Linked DNA regions of Mus musculus: regions 1 and 3 are each linked to region 2. The links are chromatin loops, found by intact Hi-C in ENCODE. Cell type or tissue: left cerebral cortex. All regions are shown on one strand.

Region 1 (8,000 bases), 880 kb before region 2:
CATTTCTATCTAAATTAAGCATGTGCGTGCATGTATGCACTCACGCACACGCGCACACGTGCATACACACACACACACACACACACACACACACACACACACACACACACATGTGCCATGCAGCAAAGCTTCTCAAGACCATGGATCTAACCTCCATGTCCATATCCCTGTATCAGGAGGAGGACAATAATGGATCTGTAGCCTTTTTTTCTGGGGTATTGATGAGTTTTGTTTTTGTTTTTTAAATTTGGCCACATCTGTGACCAGCCACAATAATGAATCCAGCTGTGTCGGTACCTGAGCACCAACTTCAATCCAAAGTGGGGTCAGTGTAATTCCTTTGACTGTGCTTTTTCTGTCTGTGTCCCTCTTCCCAGAGGCTCTCCCAAAGGAGAAGCTTGCACAGCTTTTCTTAAATTCATTAAATTTTTAGTGTCTTTCTCTAGTAGTTGTACACAGCCCGTAACATAAGCCTCAAGGACATTAGAATTCCTTTCAGGGAAGAACAGATCATGAGCAATTTTTAAAGGTCACATGTTATACAGTGTCCTTCTTCATAAATCTTTCAGAGGGTGATGAGGCAGATCCAGTGGCAAGTGGGGGGCTTCTATAGTCTTTCCAGAATGATCTTAACCTCAAGACTCCCATTTAGTAATAACTTCACAATGATGATTAGCTGAGCACATAGAAAAAGCAGAGAAAATACATTTATCTCTATAAAATATACACACATTAAGTCCCATTCAAACTAAGCAAATGGAGGCAGATGTAAAGGATAAGATGACAGGTGACAAGTGCTACTATACAAGGTACAAGGCAGACCACTTAGGGCCCTGAACAAGTTCTCAACATGGTTGACAAATGTTCTCAGAATGTTCCCAGAATCTCCTGAGTGTTGTGAGCTGTAAAGAAATCTCTCATTGAGATGTGTATCACATTTGAAATTTATAAAGTAGTGTCTCACAGATTATCTGACCTTAGAACACTATTGGTAGAAAGCTAGGAAGAGTCTTTTCAGATAGTCTATAATCCATGTGTATAAAATAAAGAAGAGGGATAAGCATAGGAGAAAAAAAGGAAGTAAAAAAGGAAGAAAAATAAACAATGCGAATAAGATGAATCCTATACATGAATGAAATTGTCAAGAGATTTAAAGGGCAAAAGAAATAAAAAGAAATAAATTGGAAAACTAAACAATAAAAGGGTAAATTTGATCCATACTTCAGTGCCAGTAGATGGCAGCACACAGCTCTCCTGACATGGATAAATTTTCTATTTTCTTTCCACTCTAAGGAGTATTCTGTCATCTCTACTCTCATTATTTTGCCTTTGTTAATTAAATACTCACTACAATCATACTTACCTATCATAGAGCTGCCAGCCTAGTGCCATTAATATGCACTTTGGGGTAAAAGATATTTTCAAGGATATTATCAAGGAGAGGATTGTCTTAGGAGAGCCGGTACTCTGTAGTAATGGTCCTCTTTCACCCGTCATCATTTGAGAGTTTGCAATGCTGACATTCTTATTCAACAAGAGAAATTGAGACCTTTAATTACAAGTAGAGAAGATGCAGAAGTTATCTAGACACCTTTTTTTTATGCGATAGCTAACAAAATCTCAGAACAAGAAAAACCATGGGAAAAGCAGGTCTTCCTGAAGTGTCACACGTTGGTGTTGCATGTTTGCACGCGAGTGCATGCATTCACTGGATGATAAAAATATTCCCGACCTTTATTTATCTATTTATTTATGTTTTAAGAACTACTTAGTTGAGTTTTGTTTGGGAAGTTTTGTGATTCACATAACATTCGTTGTTCACATTTGAGTTGGCCGTCCCTCAAAAGTGCAGTTTGAAAGAACAGCGAGAAAGTAAACTAGATTTATGAACATGTCTACTGTGCTCCCTGGAATAAGTGTCAACAACAACAACAACAAAAAAGAAACAAATGATTCCTAAACTACTAAGAGCAAAGCCATGCTAGATCCAGAAGATCATAGACCAGCTTTGAAACATCATCCTTTAAAACAATGGCTGTTTCATGCATCCCTTAATAAATGCTAATTCAGAAGTCACAAATTATCTGGTCTTCTTCATAGAAAGAATGTGTAGTAAATACTAGAGACATAGGAGCAGAATGGATGAAGTAGAAGAATGAACCAACTGAAAATCCAGTGAGCTGTGCATTTGCCTGGCATCATAAGGCAGGTGTTCATCCAAACGAGTCTCAGATTCCTCGTCTGCAGAGCCATGCAGTTGGAATACAAAATCCTCTAGAGATGTTTAAACAGTAAGATCCTAAATTGGGCATTTAGCAGTTGAATATTAAATAAATCATTGTTAATAATAGGTTATTATGCAAGATGATACTGTGAATTGCACTACTCACACTAATTTATCTAATTCTGTTTCAGCATCTACTTATATCTTACAGTGTGAGAAAATAATAACATTTCTCCTCATTGTGAATATCCAATATTTTGGTCCTTTCATTTTCAGAGGATTTTTTTTCCCTCTGTGTTGTCCATTTGTTTACTTACTGAATATCTCATAGCTATTTCTATTGAAGTTTAATTATTTACCGATTAACCAAATAATTTGTAATTTATTATAAATTGCTAATTTACAAATCATTCATTACCTACTAATTGTTCAATTATCTTTAAATTAGTGCTCATTAATTTACTCAATAAACATTTGCCCAGCTATTACTGGAGGGCCAGCTCCGGGAGAATGGAGACACAGAGAAGACTAAGAAAGAGACAGGACTCATTGTTCGAGAATGGAGCTCTGTTCTGAAGCTGGGTGGTTACTAGGAGGACTCTCATAATGTAGTTTCCTTCACTAACCCCATTCTGCAGAGCTCCATTTTTTCCTTAATCCATAGTTTTTCCCCCAAAAAACATCATGGGCCACATTTCTAAACACTTCTTTAAATATGCAAATGTTCTGAAAAAAATCAAAATACAAACACAGTAGGTAACTCATTAAAATAAAATTGGAGTTTTACATAATCAAATAGTCTTCAGTGATGATTCTGCGAATGCATGTAGATGGTATGTATTTGAGGCGATGGTACGTATTTGAGATGGATGCTACAGCGAGGGCAAGCAAGCCTGGAGAAGTCAAGCAAGGTCCTGTTGGCTGAGAGGTTCTCCTCTGATTCTATCATATGTTGGTTGTCCTCAGTAGCACTTGGCCAGGTTAGCCAAGCCTCAATAAATGAATCTGTATGCCAGAAAATGGTTTGATTTTCACTTAGGACAATCTCTACAATCTGGAATTTTGGCAGCTGTACCATTTAGCTCAACAAGCTCTATGTTATTTTAGATGAAGCCCAGTCTCGGCTATTTGATTCTGTTCACGTTTAAAGGTTTCTTTGAATCCAGCTGACTCCCAAGGGCCTGTTAGAGGCAACTGAATAGAAGGGCAATGTCACTAATTATTCTGTACCAGAATTTGAGTGATGTTCCCTGACTTGGAGGGGTTGAGGGGGAGGCGGTAGGGATGGAAGCATTGTCTGGTCAAAGTTCTTTCCCTAATCTATTAGCTTAATTAATAGTAACAATTACTGTAGTTAGTAATCAGGATGCTAATCTATTCTTATAATGTTTTCTGTTTTTCTTTACGTCCCACTTTTCAATGTCATCGCACTGGTTAAGATGAGTAACTGTGTCTTTGTTTCCACTTCAGTAGAGCTGTTAAATTAGTGAACCCAGGTTCCCTGATTTGCTAGAAAGAAAATCTGATTTCTCCTTTTCCTTTTACAACTCCGTCCACTGATGTCTGTGCTTTGCTGAGATGTGGGGAATGTCTAAGAAAAAAAAATAGCCATCCAGAGAGAAGGGAAGGGGCACACTGAACGAATGACATTGAACCATAACTGCCATGGAAGGCCTCTCTTCCTCTCTTCGCTCTCACACGGGACAGGCAGACAGTTTGAGTCAGAGCTGCCACTTCTGCACATGGAATGTGTCCAGGAGACTTGGCTGTTCCACATGTGTGGGCAGATTGGACAGCTCATCCTTAAAACATACTTAGGAATGGAGACTGTTTATCCTAGAATGGGTTACTAAAAGCCGTAGGCTAGAAGGAAATGTAATGCTACCAAAACCTCATCAAGAGTCACCTTCCTGGTATGCTCATCTTGAACAAAGAGCAGAAGCTACACATTCTCCTTTAGTCAATTTTTTTTTCCAGTTAAGTACAACCTTTTGTCAAAAAGTGGTTTTGCCTTTCTGTTATTTTTATAACATAAAGTAACTGATTATCCCTAATAATGTACATGTACACTCAAGGATTATCTTGTTATCTTTATCCTTTAAAGTAGTTTATCCTCAAATTATCCGAATGCAAAAGGAAGCATGGCCATGGTGGCCGTGTGCATCTTTATATCTGTCTTGTTCTGGGAGGGTACAAACTAAAACATAAAAGATCTGAAATACAGAGCTGTGTGGTGGTTCTCAATCTGTTTGAGAAATTATCCTTGGAAGAAATATTTGCGAAGGATTATTTACCTGCTTTGTCCTAAAGACTTCTCCTCAGTCTTTGTGGGCAGGACACTAGATGGTGAGTAGTTTGCAGTTCTCTTGAGTTCCTCCAGGGGGAGCAGTTACACCAACTAACGGTAGAGTTGGCTTTGCAATAGCTTTCTATAGAGTGATAATTAACATATGCAGAGAAAAGGTTTGTTTAGACCCACATTTTGAAGATTCAGTACAGAAGTAGGCAGACCCATTGCTTTGATCTTCTGTGGGTAGACCAAAGGATGGGGAACACTGGACAGAGCATCCACGCATCACTTACCTAGAGAGCAAAGCTGGGCAAAGGCGGAGGTTCCACAGTCACCTTGAGGGTACATGACAATGACCTACGATCAGGCTCCTGTTCCCACCTTTTAAAACTACCATCTCTGAACAGCGCCACTCGTGCAGCTACGTGAGATGGGATGAGAGACGCTAGTAATATTCTTTTAAAAAGAAATTTCTCCTTAGTCACACTGGACTCTAAATTGATCAGCTTGCTGTCCTTCTCTGTTCCAGAAGTGTGATCGACCTGGTCAGTGTCCCTGCAAACTCTAGAACACTCTGCTAGCTAGGCCTTAGGTACGTAGTATTCACTGGGACATTCTGTGGTGATAGAACCTAACCTTAGCAGTGCAGGCTTATGGAAAATATGAAGGGATTACCTCCCCATTTAAGGGGTCTCCAGTGGTCTTCCTCATCTATACCATGAACCCCACCCTTTAATATAAAGCTACTTTTAGTAATAGAATATATATTGAGCCTAACATTTCAAAATGAAAGGGCTGGTTGAATTCTATTCAAAGACTTCCAGAGTAAGAGTAAAGGTCAGATACTAAGTGTGCTAAATTGAGATGGATTAGGTATGAAGTAGACTATTTCTCAGACTGATGCTGAAAAGCTATAAAGGTATTCCCCACTCCTTTCTTTCTTAAAAATGGTAGGTGAATACTGAAACGTCACTAAGATGTTGTAGATTTGTTGTTGTTGATGATGATGATGATTTTCTTAAGACAAGAGTTCCATGTATTCCATGTAGTCAGGAATGTCCTTGACCTTCTGATCTTCCTGCCTCCAGCTACTCAATGTTGGGACCATACATGGATGTAGTGTTTCAAATAGAACCAAGGGCTTTGTCTGTGTTTGGCATGCATTTTGCCAACTAAGTTACCAGCCCAAACCCATGTTTGGCAGGTAACTGTTCTCAACCTCTCCTTTTACTTCACACATAATAATTTTCTACTGGACAGAGTTGAAACAATGAATTAATAGTAATTTTTCTCTTTACAATTCTTGAAAATAAAGTGCCCTTCCTTGGAAACTGCAATCTTAGAGGGAAAATGGTCTTGTATTCCGACTCAGAATACAGTAGGAAGATGTCTGTAGAGAATAAATGTTTGCAAACTCTTTATTTAAGTGTGCTTTAACCAAACACCTAGTAAGAGTTGCAGTTTATTAATGAGTTGCAAAATTTCCAAGTTGGGAAATACAGCTATGCCAATGATTCATCATTTGGCAGACAGTCAAGCCTGACAGCCATTGTTTAATAACTTTTTATCCATTAAAAACTCTGATTCACTGCAAACATCCGAGATTTCAGCAGATTACCCCCCACCTCTTGACCCTGCACCAAATTGCTCAATTATGTTCTATAAAGAGTTTTTATTATTCTTTCAAATTTGAAGTAACAGGAAAAACGATAGTAAGCCATATTACATATATTCTCTTGTTCTTACTGGTCTAATGATGCTCTCAAAAATCTATCGCTCATTCTGTGCCTACTCTGTTTATGTGCTGAGTACCTATTATCTGTGTATGAAATTGGGCTAGGCGCTACCAGGCCTGGGATGGAAAATAGGATGCTGTGTCACTCATTTGACTATCCTGGCAGGTCAGTGAGCTCTGGGCCTTCACTCTATCCACCTCCCTGGCTCCAGGACTATACACAGCACTATGTTATATTTTCACAGGGCCAAGGACATGCTTCTCAAATTTCCACAGTGCATCATATAAATCTCTCTTCCAGCATCCTCACTTCCAGGTGACATCTCCCACACTTATTTCACTGAAAGCTGTCTCTCATACTTTCTACCTAAAACCCTTTGTCACATCTGTCTTCTAAAGTCAATGCCACATGAACCTCTCTCTTGGTAACACATTCTGATGGTTATCTGTTTCTACATAACAGAAAAACTCAAAAAAACAAAATCTCAGAACGTTTATAGGGAAGACATTTTAATAAAGCTCTGCTGGGGATTTTGTTTGCCTTCCAATATTACCTGAGACCATTCACTGGTATCAGCATGGCCAATAGACTGGGAGAGAAGGCACAGCATGGACTCACTCACAGGCATGACTTAGAAGATGGGGCTCAGGGGCATCATTCCCCTGCGCATGGCCCCTCTTGCATGGCTCCCTGTGGGCAAACCTCATCCTTAGCAGTGAAGTTTCCCCACAACATAGTGAGCATCCCAAAAGCACCAAGAAAAAATTCTGTTGTCTGTACCTATCTAATGATTCTTTTAAAATGAGAATAGATTTTATAGACAACAAAGTCTGTTTGTTCAAAACAGACATGAACCCAGATCCAAGGGAGGAAACATAGTCCCTATCTCTCAATATAGGGAGTGTTGACGTGTTCATACCCATATTTTATTATCTCAATATAGACAATTGGTTTATCCCATGTCCCACAGCATATGTTTCTAATAGGCTTTGCAGAAATTTTGGGATATGAGCCTAGACTGTCCACATTTCTTTGTATTCTGTCAGACATAGCACTGCTTTCTTTAAGCCTTCATTTCCCCAAACCTCTTCCATATATTCTAATTCATTTTCTACTATACACTCCATGTATAGATGCTTCTGGGCATGTTTCCCTGATGTACATACATAGACCTGGAGAAACATTTGATACACAAATGACCTCATCTATGTCTTCATAGTTCTAAACAATAAAGACAAATAAAAAACATTGTAAGGTAGGCTAATTGTTATGACCTCAAATCATACCATTGGCTGATACTTCAAAGGGAAAATCTGTGCTTTAAGATAACATTTAGTGGCCAGAGATATGGATCAGAGGTTAATATCATTTACTGCTTTTGCAGAGGACACAGCTTCAGGTCTCAGCTCCCACACAGAGGCACACTCCCCAGCTGTAACTCCAGTTCCAGAAGATCCAAAGTGTCCTTAGCTACAAAGACAGAGTCTTGTACACACACGGGATGCATGCACTTGCACTAGTGCACACATATACAAATAAATGAATAAATATTTTAAAAAAGTTTTCAAGGTTAACAGCTATGAATATAAATACTTAAATTGTTATTTCTTGGTATTTTTTAAATCCTACATTGTTGCTTTTACCTTAGAATGAATCTAATCAAATGATTTATTTTTTTCAGAATAAAAAGTGTCAGCATCATGATTATACTGATTTTCAAACTGTGTTAACTTTGTGTTCTGCTTTAAGT
Region 2 (8,000 bases):
TGCGATTCCTTTTAGAAAGTAAGCTCGGGGCTTATTATTCTTCACGAGTAAGTAAAAACTCTGAGCTAGCACTGGAGATTGAGGGGTTGCAACAGGGCACAAACAAGGCAGGAGAAAGTCAGAGCAGAGAAAAGCTAGTGAAAGCCTAGTTAAATGAAGCTTTCCCCCATGGTAGAAAAGTATTTTATAACAAACTGTATTGAAAAGGCTGTGGAGTACCGCAGACATACTTTGCAGTGTTGCCAGTTGTGAAGTCTACTGATCACCCCATTAACAGCCATTATGATCAGTGACACAAAAAATGTGATGTACTGCAGAAACTTCAGTGCCTAAGGAGCTGAAAGATAAGTGTTGTGTTTCCCAGATTGAGTGAATTAGAAATACCAACTGCTGAGATGTTTGTCTCAAAAAAGAGGTGGCAAGCTTGTCATTTAGCATTGCCACTGGCAAAGAGCTTACAGTGTGTTCCTCTGAGGAGAGTGGAGATCTGATTGCCTAGAGTCCCTTCTTGTAAGGATCTATTTGAATCTCCCACGGGGTGCTAAAGAACACAGAAGAACACAGCACTTAAATGGAAATTTCACAATGGAAGAAAGAGAGCTCTCTGGGATCTGTTTCTTCTTCCTTTTTATGCATCCTGAATTAAATGCCGTTCTTGGACCTTTTCATTTAGTTGGGGACACATTCCATGAAGTGTTTGTGTGTTTGTGTGTGTGTGTGTGTGTGTGTGTGTGTGTGTGTGTGTACACTTGAATGCAAGTACCTATGGAGTCCAGAGGTCTCAGATCTCCATGGAGCTAGAGATACAGATGGTTCACTGGGTGCTAGTAACTGAGTTTGTGTCTTCTTAACCATTAAGCCATGGCTCCAGCCCCCAAACAGTATGTTTTTGATGCATATTTTCCATTAGCTTGTGATGTGAGTTATAAACCAATAATTAATATGTGAATCCATGGAGATTTGGAGACAGTGGGACAGCAGTTAGTTTTCCCTTACTAATTATAACTCTTGTTACTTAAGACCAGGTCTGAAATCAAGTTTTCAAAAATACAGATGGTATTTGAGAACATCCTTCCTTAAGGAGCATGCTGATGCCGGGCGTGGTGGCGCATGCCTTTAATCCCAGCACTCAGGAGGCAGAGGCAGGCGGATTTCTGAGTTTGAGGCCAGCCTGGTCTACAAAGTGAGTTCCAGGACATCCAGGGCTACACAGAGAAACCCTGTCTCGAAAAACCACAAAAAAAAAAAAGAAAAAAAAAAAAAGGAGCATGCTGACTGACAGACATTCTTGAGTTGTACTTGCAAACATTAAATGTTGAATCTGTGTGAGTGAAAGAGATAATTCACAGTTTAAGAGCCTCAAGTGACCTTTATTTTCATTTGTGTATATGTGTATGTACATGTATGTATGTGTGTATGTATGTGCACAAAATTCTTCTGTTTGAAACATACCTTGTTCCAACTATGTAGTCAAACCAACTCTATCATAATGTTGAGTGTGAGAAAGATTATTTTTCTCAAAATGTTCTTTCATAATTTTGTTTATATGAAAAAATACAAGGTTGCATAGAGTCTAAGATTCAGCAGAGAAGGGATATTGCTATCAGACAAGCCAGGCAGTGCTAAGATAGTGGGCAATGCGGGCTGCTATAGGAGTCTTCAGGGAATAGATTTAGCAGCCATTTCAACCCTGATGCCAGCAAAGATATGTATGCCCACATTCCTTTAGATGGTCAGATGCTGCCCCCTGGCATGCACTGCTTTGTTTCTTAATTAATTCTTAATTCTACCAGGGAGTCCAGTTCTATAACGACATTACCTGCTGTCAGTGCTGGTCCACTGAGGATGTGCACTGTGGGTTTCTCATACTGGCTCTCCCTCCATCACTCACACCTTGGAAAAACAAATGGCTCCCTGGGCCCTCCGAAGTAATGGTGTCATATCCCGGGCTCCTGACCAGATAGGTAAAATCATTCTTGCATTCACATTTCTTGGAGATTTTAATCTTTCCCTCTATACTCTGCAACTAAAATTCTGACATCTCTATTGTACTTAATGCAGCTATTACTTTTTTCAATCTACTGGAGGCATCCCAGGAGTGCAGCTGGAGTAGTACCTTGACTCATCTCAGGATATTAACTTCTGTGTCATGGGAGGTGTTCCATATCAGTAAATTATCCCTCTTCTGGCTTCATAGCTTACCTTTGTTGACAGCACCTTGAGGATCCTTTCCCGGGATGGTCTCAGTATCAAGGTCAAATTTTGCTGCTCTCAGTACCCGACTTTTGGCTGGCAGCCTTGTCAAAACTGAGAATTAAAATCCCCGGACAAGTTTTCTACTTTAGAAAATTAGGTCCTGGTCTCAGATTTCAGCACAGTTTTTTTTTCTCCAAATGCTGAAAATAGGGGTCTTTCTGAATTCCTTCAAAGAAACTTTTGGATATTCACACCATAAAGACTGTTGACTTTATCCAAACCTATATATTTTCTCCTTAACAAATAGCAGCTTATTTCTGACACTTCTTTCTCCAGGCTTTGTAATTAACACTTTTCAGTTCCTCTCAGAAGTCAGACATATTACACAGAGGCAAGGGCATGCACTTCTACTTGTACCTTCTGCCAGTTCATCCTAGATAAAAGATGTGGACATAGGTCTATGTGCATGAAACTCTTAGTGACTCATCTATGGGAGGGAAGCTTTCATTGACAGCCTGATTTGAAAACATGGTTCTTGTGTACTGTTTTTATTAAGCTTGGGCTCTCATGGAAAGCCATGCAGAATACGGATATGTTGTATACAGGGAATGAAACTCCAGAAAGCCTAGCTAAAATCCAGCCTACTCCTGTTCTCAAGTGGAGAGCCAGTAACCAAAGAACACTACAGAATCACTCCATCTTAAGGCAGAGGAACAGATTTTTGTATTCTTGATTCAACCTGACATTGAAGCTTGGCTATTCTTAGGAAAGGGCCATGTAACCTTCCAGACATAGACAGGCAAGGCATCTCTTGTCAGCTGAGGGCAGTTTTCCAGAAAAAGAAAATGATGCAGCCATGTGCCTTTGGAGTTTGACACTCATAAAAGGTGGAGGATGGGTGACCAGCCTTGTAAAAGGATCTGGGGAAGGTGCCAGCAGTCCTATTATAAAGAGAGAAGTTTCTGCAAGAGGAATGGCTAAGGAAACTTCTGTACATATGAGAGCTTTAAGCTCCTTATTTGAGCAGAGTTATTATTATGATCATATTTCTGAATTTTCTGAACTTGTTGGTGCATTAATTAGTTCATTTACTTATGCATTTGTTCAAGAAATAGGTGTTGTATGTTCACAGCATAAAAGGCATCTCTGCAGGCACTAAGTCGATAGCAATGAAACAGAAAATGTGGTCCTTGACCTTAAGGGACTTAAAGCCTAATGATAAAGATAATTGCTATACTGCTGTAGTGGAGCTTCAATGATGCATTAACAGTCATCACTTAGATGATGTGCACACAGAGTAGCAAAGAAGACTTAATAACTAAATGGTTATGCGAGTACATTCTCCATATGGGGTAGGACATAGGATGTATATACTGTTTTCTCCATAGATGTGTAATATAATCAGACTCTATATTGAATATGACTCTACTAAGGTTAAATTTTAAATTTTAACTTATTTATTATTATCATTGTGCTTTGATTCAGCAGGATATTGCTTATCGCTACAGAGCATAGAATAGCCTTGAACTCCCTCAACCCTGAATCCACTCGAAGTTTCAGTCACACTTCATCTTCCTCCCAAGCTGGCAATAGTTACCTCTCTTACCCTTATTTCTGTGTTTGTCTCGTTTCAAGTGCTGTTTTTGAAAGATTACAAAATATATATACTGTAAGTGGCAGGGTATCCACTTATAAAAGCCTCTGAGTGGATCCACCACAGCATATTGTTCATTATAAAGTTGACGACTGTGGTGTGTGTGTGTGTGTGTGTGTGTGTGTGTGTGTGTGTGTGCGTGAATTGTAGTCTACATAGAACAATGTGAGGCTTCAAGTAGGCAGACTTATCACACATTTATTTTCTTTATACAAATAAGCCTTTTCAGGTTTACTGATTTGCAAATTCTGGCTCCCTGGCCTCTGTTTCTTTGGGAGAGAGAGAACTCAGTCTTTATATTGATTGGTTAAAGGCAGCCTTGAGTCAGCTGATGCACACCAATGGCAATATGGAGTCGTATTTATAGCTTGCCTAGAAATGAAAGCCTTTTATTGCATTATTGTGAGGACGGGTAATGGACACAAGCAGTTGTCAAAGTTATTGATGATGCTGCATTTCCAATCACAAACTAGGATACCCAAGGCTGGTTGATTTGCTAGATTTAGCCATAAAGTATGAGTGAGAATTAGTTGGTGAAATGCTTGTTAATAGAACCTCATGATGCATTCTTTCCTATTCTATTGGAGAAAATTTCAGCCTTTGAAAAGAAATCCAGGGAGATCAATGTTCTGTTTGAAGCAATTTTTTTTTAAAGAAAAAAATCTATCAGGGTCAGAGAAACTATGGAGTTACATGACATCTACTGACGGTAGAGAATATCACAATTCAGGCTTCACTGAGAGATGACTCTCCTTTTCCTATAAATATTTGTAACAAATATCTGCATGTGGAAATATTATGGTACTAGACCATCAAACTAGAAACTCAGGGTCTAAAGTTCTTTTCCTCAGCTCGTTCTTGTGCTAGGGGACTGGATTGGAAATGGTTGTGCCTGGGAGCTACTGCTCGATTTAGCTTCTTTCAGGTTGAAAGATGATGCCAGCATCAAGCCTCCAGTTCTGCCACAGAGCAGCCTGCAAGAGATTTGTGGGCTGTCTTGTACACAGGAGCAAAACACATCACTGTCTTTCTACCAGAAGGGTGTTGCTTGCTCTCACCAGGCAGAAATCCAGCCCAACTCAGATAAGCTCCAGAGTCACTGTATCTAGGCAAAAGAAAATGAAATACTGATAGGAAAGGGATCAAGAGCCTTGCTGTGTTGGTTATCTATTGTCACATTAGTACTGCAGAAAAGCAGCCACAGATCTCCATGTATTAACGAGAGTTTCATTTTTGCTTATGTTTCCATGGGTTTCTATAAGTGAGGAGATGTTGATAATCTGGGTCAGGTGTGAGTACTTCATTTGGGCTCAAAATGTATTTGTGGTCAGTTGGTGGGTTGTCTACAGATTGGCTCTGATGGTGTCCATGGCCAAAATATCTTGGATTTGCTTTATGTTGAGTTCTTACTGTCCAACAAGCCAGGATTGTTCTCGTGGGCAAGGAGGTTCTAAGAGAGCAATGGGGAAGAGAAACACGCAGTTTCATGGAAGCTAGAGTGTGAAACTGGTAGGCTTATCCCCTTTCTCACATTTTCCTGGGCAAAGCAAATCACGAAGGCACCCTAGACTCCAGGATATAGAAAAATCTTCAAAATCACACAGAAGCCAATCATGATGGGGTATAGTGTAATTTCAGCACCAGGAAGTAGAGGAAGAAGATAGTGAGTTCAAAGCATGATTGGGTTATACAGTGAAGCCATCTAAAAATAAAAACAAAATATGTGTGTAATGGACACAGGTTCTAGAATGGGTAAAGGACTAGGAATGCTTATACAGTAAATTAATCATATTTTCTTGTACATAGAAGTTTCATGTTTTAACTTTCTGATAAGTAGTTTATGAGAAACTACTCAAAATCAAGGCTTTATGAGAAGAGTTAGTCCTTTTGTAAGTCCAGCCCTAGATGATTTATAGAATGGCTCTTTTCTTACAACAGGAAGAGTTTGGTTTCTGGCTCATCCACTTTGATCCATCATTCGCTTATTTTACACTTTGTTTTTTTCATTTTTTAATTAGTTATTTTATTTGCTTACATTTCAAGTGTTATCCACCATCCCAGTTTCCCCTGCACAAGCCCCCATCTCCTCCTCCCTCCCCCTGCCTCTAAGAATGCGGTCCCCCACCTGCCTATCCACTCCTGCCTCAGCGACCTAGCCTTCCCCTATTCTGGGTCATCCAACCTCCACAGGATCAAGGGGGATCCCCTTCCAGTGATGCCAGGTAAGGCAGTCCTCTGATTCATATGCAGCTGGAGCCATGGCTACCCCTTGTGTTCTTTTTGGTTGGTAGTTTAGTCCCTGGGAGCTTTGGGGGGGGGGTGTCTGGTTGGTTGATATTGTGTTTCTTCCTATGAAGTTGTAAATCCCTTCAGCGCCTACAGTCCTTGCCCTAGCTTCCCCACTGGGGTCCCCAGCTCAATTCAATGATTGGCATCTGTATTGGTCTTGCAAAGCCTCTCAGGGGGACAGCTATACCAGCCCCTGTCGCAAGCTCTTCTTGGCATCAGCAATAGTGTCTGGGATTGGTTTTAGCAGATGGGATGGGTCCCTAGGTGGGGCGGTCTCTTGATGGCCTCTCCTTCAGTCTCTGCTCTCCAGCTTTGTTTAGGAAAGGAGTTTACATCATTTTCTACTGGGGTAGAAATAACAGATAAAGGCAAAATTGTTAATGCTGGCAAAGAAGTGTCTTTCCCCTAGAATTTCCTCTCTGTGGAACGTTATGGAGGTGCGTGCTGTCATTGGATTACTGGGATCAGGGGAGATGGATCTGAGGATAAGAACTTGCCAGAATTTGGATTTCCCCAGAAGTCACTTAAATGCTAAATATGCATGGAGTCCTGCCTATAATTCCAGCCTAGGAAGGCAGAGACAGGAAAGTTGAATAGGGAGACTGACTACATTAGTAAGCTCTAGGTTTACCTGAGAGGCCCAGGCTCAATAAATGCTATGGCAGAAGGATGGGGGATGATTCCTGATATGAACCTTGGGATTCACATGTGTACACACACACACATATGCAAAAATACCTCCTTACACATGTGTCCATACACAAAATATGGTAAGTAGAGAAGATAGGAATAATAACTTATAGTCAGCTGTGGTAGTTTTAATAGGAATGTCCCACATAGACTCATGTGTTTGAATGCTTGGTCTGTAGGGAGTGGCACTATGAGGAAATGTGGCCTTGTTGGAGTTGGTGTGGCTTTGTTGGAGGAAGTATTTCACTAGTGGATGGGCTTTGAGATCTCAGAAGCTCAAATAAGTTCACTTCCTGCTGCCTGCCAATCCAATATAGAACTCCCTGCTATCTCTCCAGTATGATGGCTGCCTGAATTCTGCCATGTTTCCCACCATGATGACAATGAACTAAGCCTATGAAAATGTAAGCCAGACTGAATGAAGTGTTTGCCTTTATAACAGTTGCCATGTGCATGGTGTCTCTTCACAGCAATAAAACCCTAAATAAGATATTAGGGCTCAGTGTAGCTCATTCAATAAGGTAATATAATGGTCTCTTCTTTGTTTTGCCTTAAAAAATAGATTTACAGCAAAGCTCATTGCTTCATCATTCATTTCCTGCAACCTTCTATCTCCAGGGTAGTCTGAAAAACTGGCTATTGTTTTAATCAAGTATCACTGACAAGATCAGAGACATCAGTCAATGTATATGGGATATATTCCAGTTGTAAGACAAGGTGTTTGATGAAAATATAAATATACCCATGGAATAAATGATTCCTATCAGCAAGGAATTTTCATTGGGGTAGACCTTAAAAGTGAGAAAACCTTGTTCTTTCAGAGTTGAGCATCCTGTTCCCACTCATTGGCTTTTTCACGACCTTCACAGACATCGTGATTATCTAACACCCAACACTAAGAAATGGCCAAACCCACTCAATCACCCAGAAATAGGCCTTGAATAGATGAAATAAGAGACTTGTTAGTAAAGTAACACTCCCAGCTAGGTCTCTAAAGCCCAGATTACTTTGTCTTTTCTAGATTGGCTCAGCTGAGAAAAGAATACCAATTTTTTGTTTGTTTGTTTTTGTTCTGAGTGTCTTTAATGTCTGTTTCACATATATTTGTAGATATTTTAAGTGATGATAAATATGTAAATTTATATGTGCAATAAAAGAACACTGACTATAA
Region 3 (8,000 bases), 980 kb before region 2:
TACAATAACCTCAATGCCGCAGGCTCCTTCTGCCTTTCTCCCCTGCTTTTCTTAGCACCAGTTTTTTCTATTTGTATGACTTCACCTTGAGGAGTCATATTTGAATGCCAAGTCCAAAGAGGTGTGATCCAAGGGACAAAGATGGTGTGCCCTTTAGAAAGCAGTTTTCCTTGGTATTGAAACCTAGCATTGTCAAACCATAACTCAATCACATGTTTAGTTACAAAGAGAAGTTTTTATGGTGCTGTCGAGAAAATTAAGAGTTTGGCTGGTAAGAAAAGAATGATTATATAGATGAAGGTAGCGATACATAAAACATTTATGAAGCTGGGTGTGATGGCACACACCTTTAATCCCAGCACTTGAGAGGCAAAGGCAGGTGGATTTCTGAGTTCAAGGACAGCATGGTCTACAGAGTGAGTTCCAGGACAGCCAGGACTACACAGAGAAACCCTGTCTCAAAAAACAAACAAAAAAAGCATTTATGAAGTTTAAATAAGGTCAGAACAATGAGACCCTGAGACCTGTTCAGTCTCTGCTGCTTTTCACCAAAATTCAACTTTATATTCCATCTTAGTGTCCCCCTACCCTGTTCTGACTCTTGCCGCATGTGACATCAGAAATCTAAAACCAACGTGTTACCACAACTATACCCCTAGGAGAGGCTCTCGGGAATCACATGCTTTTGCCTTTTCCAGTTTCAACTGTAGGCGTCTCTCTGCCCTGTCTCCATGCTGATATCTTCTCTTCTATCTCCAATATTCTTGCACCTGTTTCCTGGGAGTGTTCTTATCACTGGATTTATCATCCATCTCACTAATCCAAAATCACTGGATTCCTCTGGAGATCATTACATCTGCAAAGGTTCTGAATATTAGCGTGGGGGTCATTTTGATGGCCACCACTGAATGCACTCTACCTATGCTAAACTCAGAATCTCCAGGTTACTCTGAGCCTTTCTGAAGAAATACAGAATTAAAGATCCATCTACCCGTTGGTCTCTCCAGGTTGAAAAAGTGTAACTGTTGTGTCCTCTTGGTTTGTGGAGAGAACTTGAAGGTTCATTTTGAGGATTCGGTGGATTTGATCACTCCGACTATCCACTGCAATACTGCTGTCATCTGATCTTCTCTGTAGTAAATGTCTGGTCTAGGATAAGTGGCCTCAGAGTATGTCACTTGGCTGTAGCTACAGTGACTGTTGCTAAAGAGAAATATATGGCTTGATGTCATCTTCCCACCTATGGAATTAGGATATAGGCAAATAGTTCATTTGAGCTGTGCCATGTGCTGACACAAACAGAAAAGAATACTTTTTTTCCTTGATATTGGATATTGTACATGACCTTATAGAGCACTGTGAAAACAAGCCAGTAGAGATGAAGAAGCGTTTTCTGGAGTGGGGTGTGTGTGTGTGTGTGTGTGTGTGTGTGTGTGTGTGTGTGTGTGTCTTTCTGTCTGTCTGTCTTCTGTATCTGTGTATGAGTTTCTAGTGCTTTTTCTTAGTTTTCCTTATTTCTTTCCCATAGTTCATTCACCTTGGTTTATAATTTTTTTTTGTCTTTTCTATTCCCCTCTTTGTTTTCTTAAGAGTAAGAGAAATAAGTCATGGATTTGGAAGGGTGGGGAGGCAGGAATGTTTGGGAAGGAGATGAAACAATGAAAACCATGATCAAAATCTATTGTATGAACAACTTTATTTTCAATAAAAGAAAATTTAGAAAAAGTAACCAGGCCAACACAAAGCCACTTATTCTAGTGGCACAAATGTCATGGGAGTAGCCAACCACGTTTAGATTGGATTTTAAGTCCCACTTAATAATACACACACACACACACACACACACACACACACACACACACACATATATATATATCTCCATACCTGCCACTATTACCAGGTCAAGAATCTGTGATGAGGGAACAGCCTACTGTATCTTTACTAAATGGATACAGTATAAACCAACTCTTAACGACTTTTCAGTACACCCATAGATCAATTCATCACTCAACCCCCATCTGAGATGCTTCTATTTGCAGTAAATGGTGACTAACTTAAAAACTCACAACTGGACTAGGTGCGGAGAAGAGATTGAGGAATGTGCAGGCTTAAAGGAAACATATGCACCATATCCTCTCCCCCGAGGCACAGAGATCAGTGTGGAAGAGGGGACAAAACAAGTCTAAGAGATAAAGGTGTTGGGTGACTACCAGGAAATACCGTTTTGGCACATGGGGAAGCTGCATATGAGCATTCCCAGTGACTGAAAGAGCATGCTCAAAGCCAGGCCAAATCCCAATATGGAGAGAAGAGATGGGTGTGAATTTCCACGCTTTACCATGGAACTCTTGGCAATTGTTAGCTGCTGGTATAGGGAGACAGTTTTCTCTCAGAATGTAGCCCCTGGTAAAATCAACAATGCTACGGTGGAAGGCCACGTGTCAAAGAATATTTAAATAGCACAAGTTGGTCTTGAAGGCTATAAAAAGAGAAACTAAGGGCATACAGTTGGGTGGGTAGAGAAGGGAAGTGGATGTGCAAAGAGGTGAGGGAGAGGTGAATATGAGTGGAACTCAGTGTATGGAACTCTTTAAGAACTAATAAAAATACTAAAGATGAGGAATGGTTGATGTAAATTGTAGCAGGGATAGAAGTCGGCCAAGGAAAATATATGCTATAGGCTATTTGGGGATAGCTTCATTTAGAATCTCTTTCAGGATATTGCCTTTAAGACCATTTGATAAGGTTTGCAGTCTAGTCACCATCTGATATAAGCAACTCAAAAAATTCTCTTCATTTCCAACATCATACTATCCTTGAACTGTAACTCAGTGTTATTTTCTGTTTTAAACAGACTCTTAAAAATCATATTAGACAGCTACTCTGAAACAGTATTCATTTTTATTTTAGTTATGATCAGGTGCTTATGTTATTTGCTTGTTACCTTGGGCCGAAAAGAGGACATATTTACAAGTCAAGATGCAGATAGAGGTAATCTTGGCGTTCTCCCTCCTGCCTCTAGGTGGCGCTTGGTTTCTGATTAATGTCTAGCCTCAAAGCATTTTCTCCTGAGTTCCTCAGAAACTAAGAGAAGGCATCGTCTTGCAAACATGGTGTTATATCTCTGCGAGCTTTGTTTCATGATAATGAAGCTTTCTTGGCAGTTTTCTATTGTCAAGTAAGAGTATGTTATAGGTGTGTTCATGGCTGGGCTGCTGTGCCCCATGGCACACACCTATAACCTCAGCACTCTGGAGGCTGTGTCAGGAGGATTGGTGAACCTTATGCCCTGAGCTGCACATTGAAATGTTATTTCATTGGGAAGAAATGGATAAAACTACAAGTAAATGATATATGTAATGCTGGCTCCTGAGAAGTGAGCACATATCAGCATTTCATAAAGTTTGTTAAATGAACAAACCACCCTAACACTTTCTATCAAAGAACTTGCCTCATTAAAGGCTCGCTCCCAGTCCCAGGAGTAATCACCAAGGGCTCTTAATTTTCCTTTATGATGCAGTATTGGGAGTAGAGCTTATTTTCTGGTATGAAACCAAACTGCAATGCATGATACATTTCCTCTGACTCCACACAGACAGCCTTAATGGATTTGTTTTAAATTGTTGTTTGTAAAACGAAAGCAAACTCCAAATAATTATATGAAATTGTTTTTTAATGTTTGCATAATTTTTTCATCATTAAAAGCCACCAGCCTCTTTAATATTGAGGCACAATCAACCATTGGACATAAAAAAATCATTACCTTGACGCTTTTAATATCTCTGCCTCGTACATGGATACAGACTCTCTCCTTTTCTGCACTGCGTGGTTATTTATAGTGCTTGACACCGTGGTGCCTTATTCTGGAAAATGCATTGTTTGGGCTCAAACTTTAATATGCAGATTGAAGGGATACAGGAAAATCTTTATTCTGACACTCTGAATACCAACCTGTGTGTTTGTCTTATTGCCGAGAAAAGACTAAAGTTATTCTCTTCTTATAATTTTGCAGACCCTGGCTACTCTCACCTCTTCTTTCCATTTCCAAAGTTGTTGCATCTATCGACTATGCATCTATGTTGGGAAAGCCTACAGAATCTGTTTACTAGGATGGTTTTACAGCCATCTTTCAGAATCACAGAGGTGGCTGAGATGTTCAGTAGGTACTTGCTTTGAATGTAATTGTGCCTGTCTTATTCACCCTGGATCTGAATGAAAATGTCCTCTTCAGTATCTTTGAAATTGGAATACACAGGAGACCACTAGTGCTTTAACTTTTCCGGCTTTTGCAACACTCATGAGAAATAAACGCCCTTCCTCTCATGTCTGCTTCCCTGACACCTAACCTGAGATTGGGAGACAGGCTGCTTGGTAGTTGTAAATGCTTGTTTTCATCTCTGCAAGTCAGGGCATTCATCAGCAAAACAATATGCAAAAAGAAAACACTAATGCTAATGTGCATTTGTCTCGCATTAGCCACAATTACGTATTCATCAAACAGTCTCACTGGTCTCATGAATTGACTGGCTTTATAATAAAGGGATGTTATAAATGTGAACTTATATTTATTTATATATTCAGGATAATGAAAGATTCTTTTTGGCTGCTATAATAAAATTCTTATAAGATGAGGTTTTAAAGTAGTCCCCTAATAAATAAACTAATGAGCTAGTTTAAAGTGATCTGCATGCCAACAGCCTCGAAGCTTGTTAGAAATGCATCAGCCTGGTACTTACTCCTGTTTTCTCTGGTCCAGAGATTGATCTGAACTCCTCATTCTTTTTCAGTTTCAAATGAGTGACTTCTGTTAGGCATGTAGCAGATAAAGGACAAATAGCAAAAGGCAGATAGGGAGGAAGAACATCATCAAATCAGGTGCTTACAGCATCCAGAGATGATTGGAATTGCCTTGTTGAGAAAGCAAACAAAGGTAGCATATCAACTTACAAACAACTTCCAGCAGAAACTCCCTAGGGAAGAGACAGTCAAGCTGGAGTTCCCAGTTCAAAGTCTCTCCATGATGATCTTATGATTTTCTGCTGTCACTGTAGACACTGAAAAAAAAAAGCATTTATTCATTAACTTCTTTGTGTATAAGTGTATGTGCACCTATGTGTTTAGATGGGTGCCTTCCATGTTTGCGCAGACCAGAACAAAGCTTCAAATACCTTCCTTGGTCTCCCTCTGCTTATTCCTTTGAGAAATAGTCTCTCCTCAAATGTGGGACTCAAGTGTTCTTCACTAATCTGTTAGACAAAATGCCTGAGCAATCAATCTCTCCTGTCTCCAACTTTCCTCAGAACAGTGGCTACAGGTATGTACTAGATATAACCAATGAGCTATCTCTCCAGTCTTCAATGTAGGCATCTTATATCATATAATAATTAATAGTAATCTCTGATAGAAAGTAATTTTTCTGGCTAGTTGTTCTCAAGGACACATTATTACTACTCGTGGATAGTTTTCTAAAACTAGAAAGTAATCTTTCTCCTTATTGCAGGGATAGGCGCCAGCCCATCCCCCAGACAAGGGCCCTAGAGGACACTTTGATACAAACATGCTTGGGTGTCTTATCTACCCCACATTCACAACTGGATTCCTAGTAAGTACAAATAGCTTGTGACTACTTACCAATACATGGTGTACTACAGCTCTCACCTGCTGAATCTCAACAAGCATTTTTAAAGAGGTTATCTGTATCCATGTAAACATTTGAGAGGTATAACACTGGTCCCAGCATGAAATTGGCATAAAATTGTGGAAGCAAGCCATTCTGACATATGAACACTTAAATAAACATGCTTTCTAGCTACCACTCACGGAGCTGGAGTCCAAGCTGGAGAGAGTCTCAGGCCACATCCAGGAAATGATTTTAATAAATCTTCTGAAGGCCAGAAATTTATAGTTTTTAAATGTTTAATTATGATTTACTGAGAAATAAAAACAGTGCAATATTTGTAGTATACACTGCATTTTAAATTAAGTATATGTTGTAGCCTGACTGAATTAAGCTAATTAACATATATACTTCTGTATTTGCTTTTTTTTCTGTGCGTGATGAGGATACTTAAGATATATTTAAGCCTTTCTATGTTTTGGAATGTTTCCCAGGCTAGTTTTGTAAGAAGCAAGATTTTGGAAGAATTGGACATGAGACTGACAGCTCTAGAAACTGCAGTTTAGAAAGAGTAGGCAAAGGGAAACTTCAGATTATAAAAAGAGTTCATGCAAGATTGGCTGCAAAATACACAATACTAGTCAGCTGGAAGCTTTTTAAGGAGGGCCATTGAAAATGAAAAAAAAAAAAAATGAGGCCCTCACTCCACCCTGCATCTGATTGTAGTGTGGACAAAGTTATGTAGAAATCCAGTAAGGCTCCAAGGCTCTACTGACCATAGAGGCAGGAGTCAGGAATGGGCTCCCAGTAAGCACATTCCTGTGTTCAGAATACTACCTTAATCCAACGCAAGAACTATTTCTGTAGAAAGAAATGAGAGAGAGACAGAGAGACACAGAGAGAGACAGAGACAGAGACAGAGACAGAGAGAGAGAGACAGAGACAGAGAAGGTGGAGAAGTCCAATGTCCAATGACAAGCACAGCGTTGGAAGACATGGTATGTTTCTTGGGGCTAAATTCAACATCTACTCTGACATGAGTAGCAAAGAGAAGACAAGAAAGGCTCCCAGTAAACTGTGGTAAGGGCAGTTTTCTGTGGCTGCTGGCTGCACCTGACCACTTTCTTGATTATCTTGAGACTCTGAGGTGGAGGAGGTCAAATCCTTTTAAGTTTTTCATTACTGAAGGAAGGGATATTTGAAGTTCTTAGATTTCATCTTGATAGTGCAGAAGGCTTTGGCCAAGATTCACAAATTGTTCTTTTATCCACAGGGATCATTTAGCAGATTCCAATTTTCAAGTTTTTCTCTAGTTCCTCCAGACAATGTCCTCTTGGAACACATGCAAGTTATATCCAGCACTGCGTTTCTAAGGTGTTTATGGATGTTCACTTATAAGCACACCAGAGAAGCTGCAGGACCACTATTGAAAATAGGAATGAAGTATATTAGTGTAATATGATTTTGGTTTGAAAGATCAAGTGACTTAGTGGGCATGTGGCTAATATTGGAGCTTGAAATCAATCAATTTCTACTTGTATGTTAAAGTAGACCACTGGTAATCATTGGTTGTAGGTAACTAACATTTCTCCTCCTTTTCTTCTGGGCTCCTAGAGCCAGAACTTTCTGATCTCCTATTGGCTGGGTGATTCTAGCTAATTAGCTGTAAGTGAAGGGGATGTGTGGCTGAATGCTCTGGCTTTCAGGTAGAGGCTAACCTAACGAGTCTTTCCTTTGTCCGTGTTAATCACTGAAACCTGTATCAAGATGTGCCTCTGCCTCTCTGAGACCATGAGTTAACTACGTGTCTATATTAGTTACTCTTCTCTTTGCTGTGTCAAAGATGATGTGAAGAAGAAAAGGATTACTGTGGCTTCAGGTGTCAGGAAGCACAGTCCACGTTGGCAGTGATGCCTGATGTTTGTGCTCTTTCGTTGGCTGCCTGACTTCTGGTTTATTCACATGGTTGTCAACCATGAAGGACAAGTAAGACCAGAAGCAGGGCTGGACCGTATCCTCTATCTATATCTAGTAGCCTATATCTATGATCTAAGCTCAACATCGCCAAAGTTCTACAACACACTCACACAGCACTATCCGCAGCCAAGGATGTCTAAGAACATGAGCCTGTCGGGGGCATTTCTTTCAAATCAAGACATGTACTCTGGTCAACAAATAAAATCAATTTAATATTAAATCATACTAAAATCTGGGCATTAATACTGCAGGATAATCTAACATACACTGGCAGGTACACATTCTTACCTGGTTAAGCACCAGAGAGTGTGAGAATGGAGAATGAATTTAGCAGGTCACTGAGCATCTGTGATAAGCATTTTCCATATCCCATGATGCACTTCTCTTTGAGAAATTGCATTGTGTT

What was found. A loop is a pair of places that touch in the nucleus more often than their neighbours do. Peaks named below come from ENCODE experiments on the same cell type or tissue, not always from the same donor. Only the 100,000 strongest peaks of a DNase experiment are listed, where the experiment ranks them.
Region 1: a loop joins it to region 2, with 5 times the contacts of the local background. A loop is called at or near these places in 8 of 42 quality-filtered maps.
Region 3: a loop joins it to region 2, with 7 times the contacts of the local background. A loop is called at or near these places in 5 of 42 quality-filtered maps.

Annotation. Positions count from the first base shown.
Region 1 is chr15:53,685,465-53,693,464 of GRCm38, reverse strand. The region is part of intron 3 of Samd12 (sterile alpha motif domain containing 12); the gene reads left to right. Among named protein-coding and RNA genes, the nearest start is that of Mir28c, 75 kb to the right of the region's middle. In left cerebral cortex, CTCF peaks have their summits at 1,237 (motif pointing right) and 4,593; DNase peaks (open chromatin) are centred at 1,318, 3,983 and 4,617.
Region 2 is chr15:52,802,556-52,810,555 of GRCm38, reverse strand. All of the region lies in intron 3 of Gm41323 (a long non-coding RNA gene), which reads left to right. Among named protein-coding and RNA genes, the nearest start is that of Gm34794, 20 kb to the right of the region's middle. In left cerebral cortex, CTCF peaks have their summits at 1,741 and 4,550; DNase peaks (open chromatin) are centred at 1,741, 3,020, 4,195, 4,842 and 1 more place; H3K27ac peaks cover 692 bases.
Region 3 is chr15:53,780,605-53,788,604 of GRCm38, reverse strand. All of the region lies in intron 2 of Samd12 (sterile alpha motif domain containing 12), which reads left to right. Among named protein-coding and RNA genes, the nearest start is that of Samd12, 120 kb to the left of the region's middle. In left cerebral cortex, a CTCF peak has its summit at 3,018 (motif pointing right); DNase peaks (open chromatin) are centred at 3,034 and 6,147.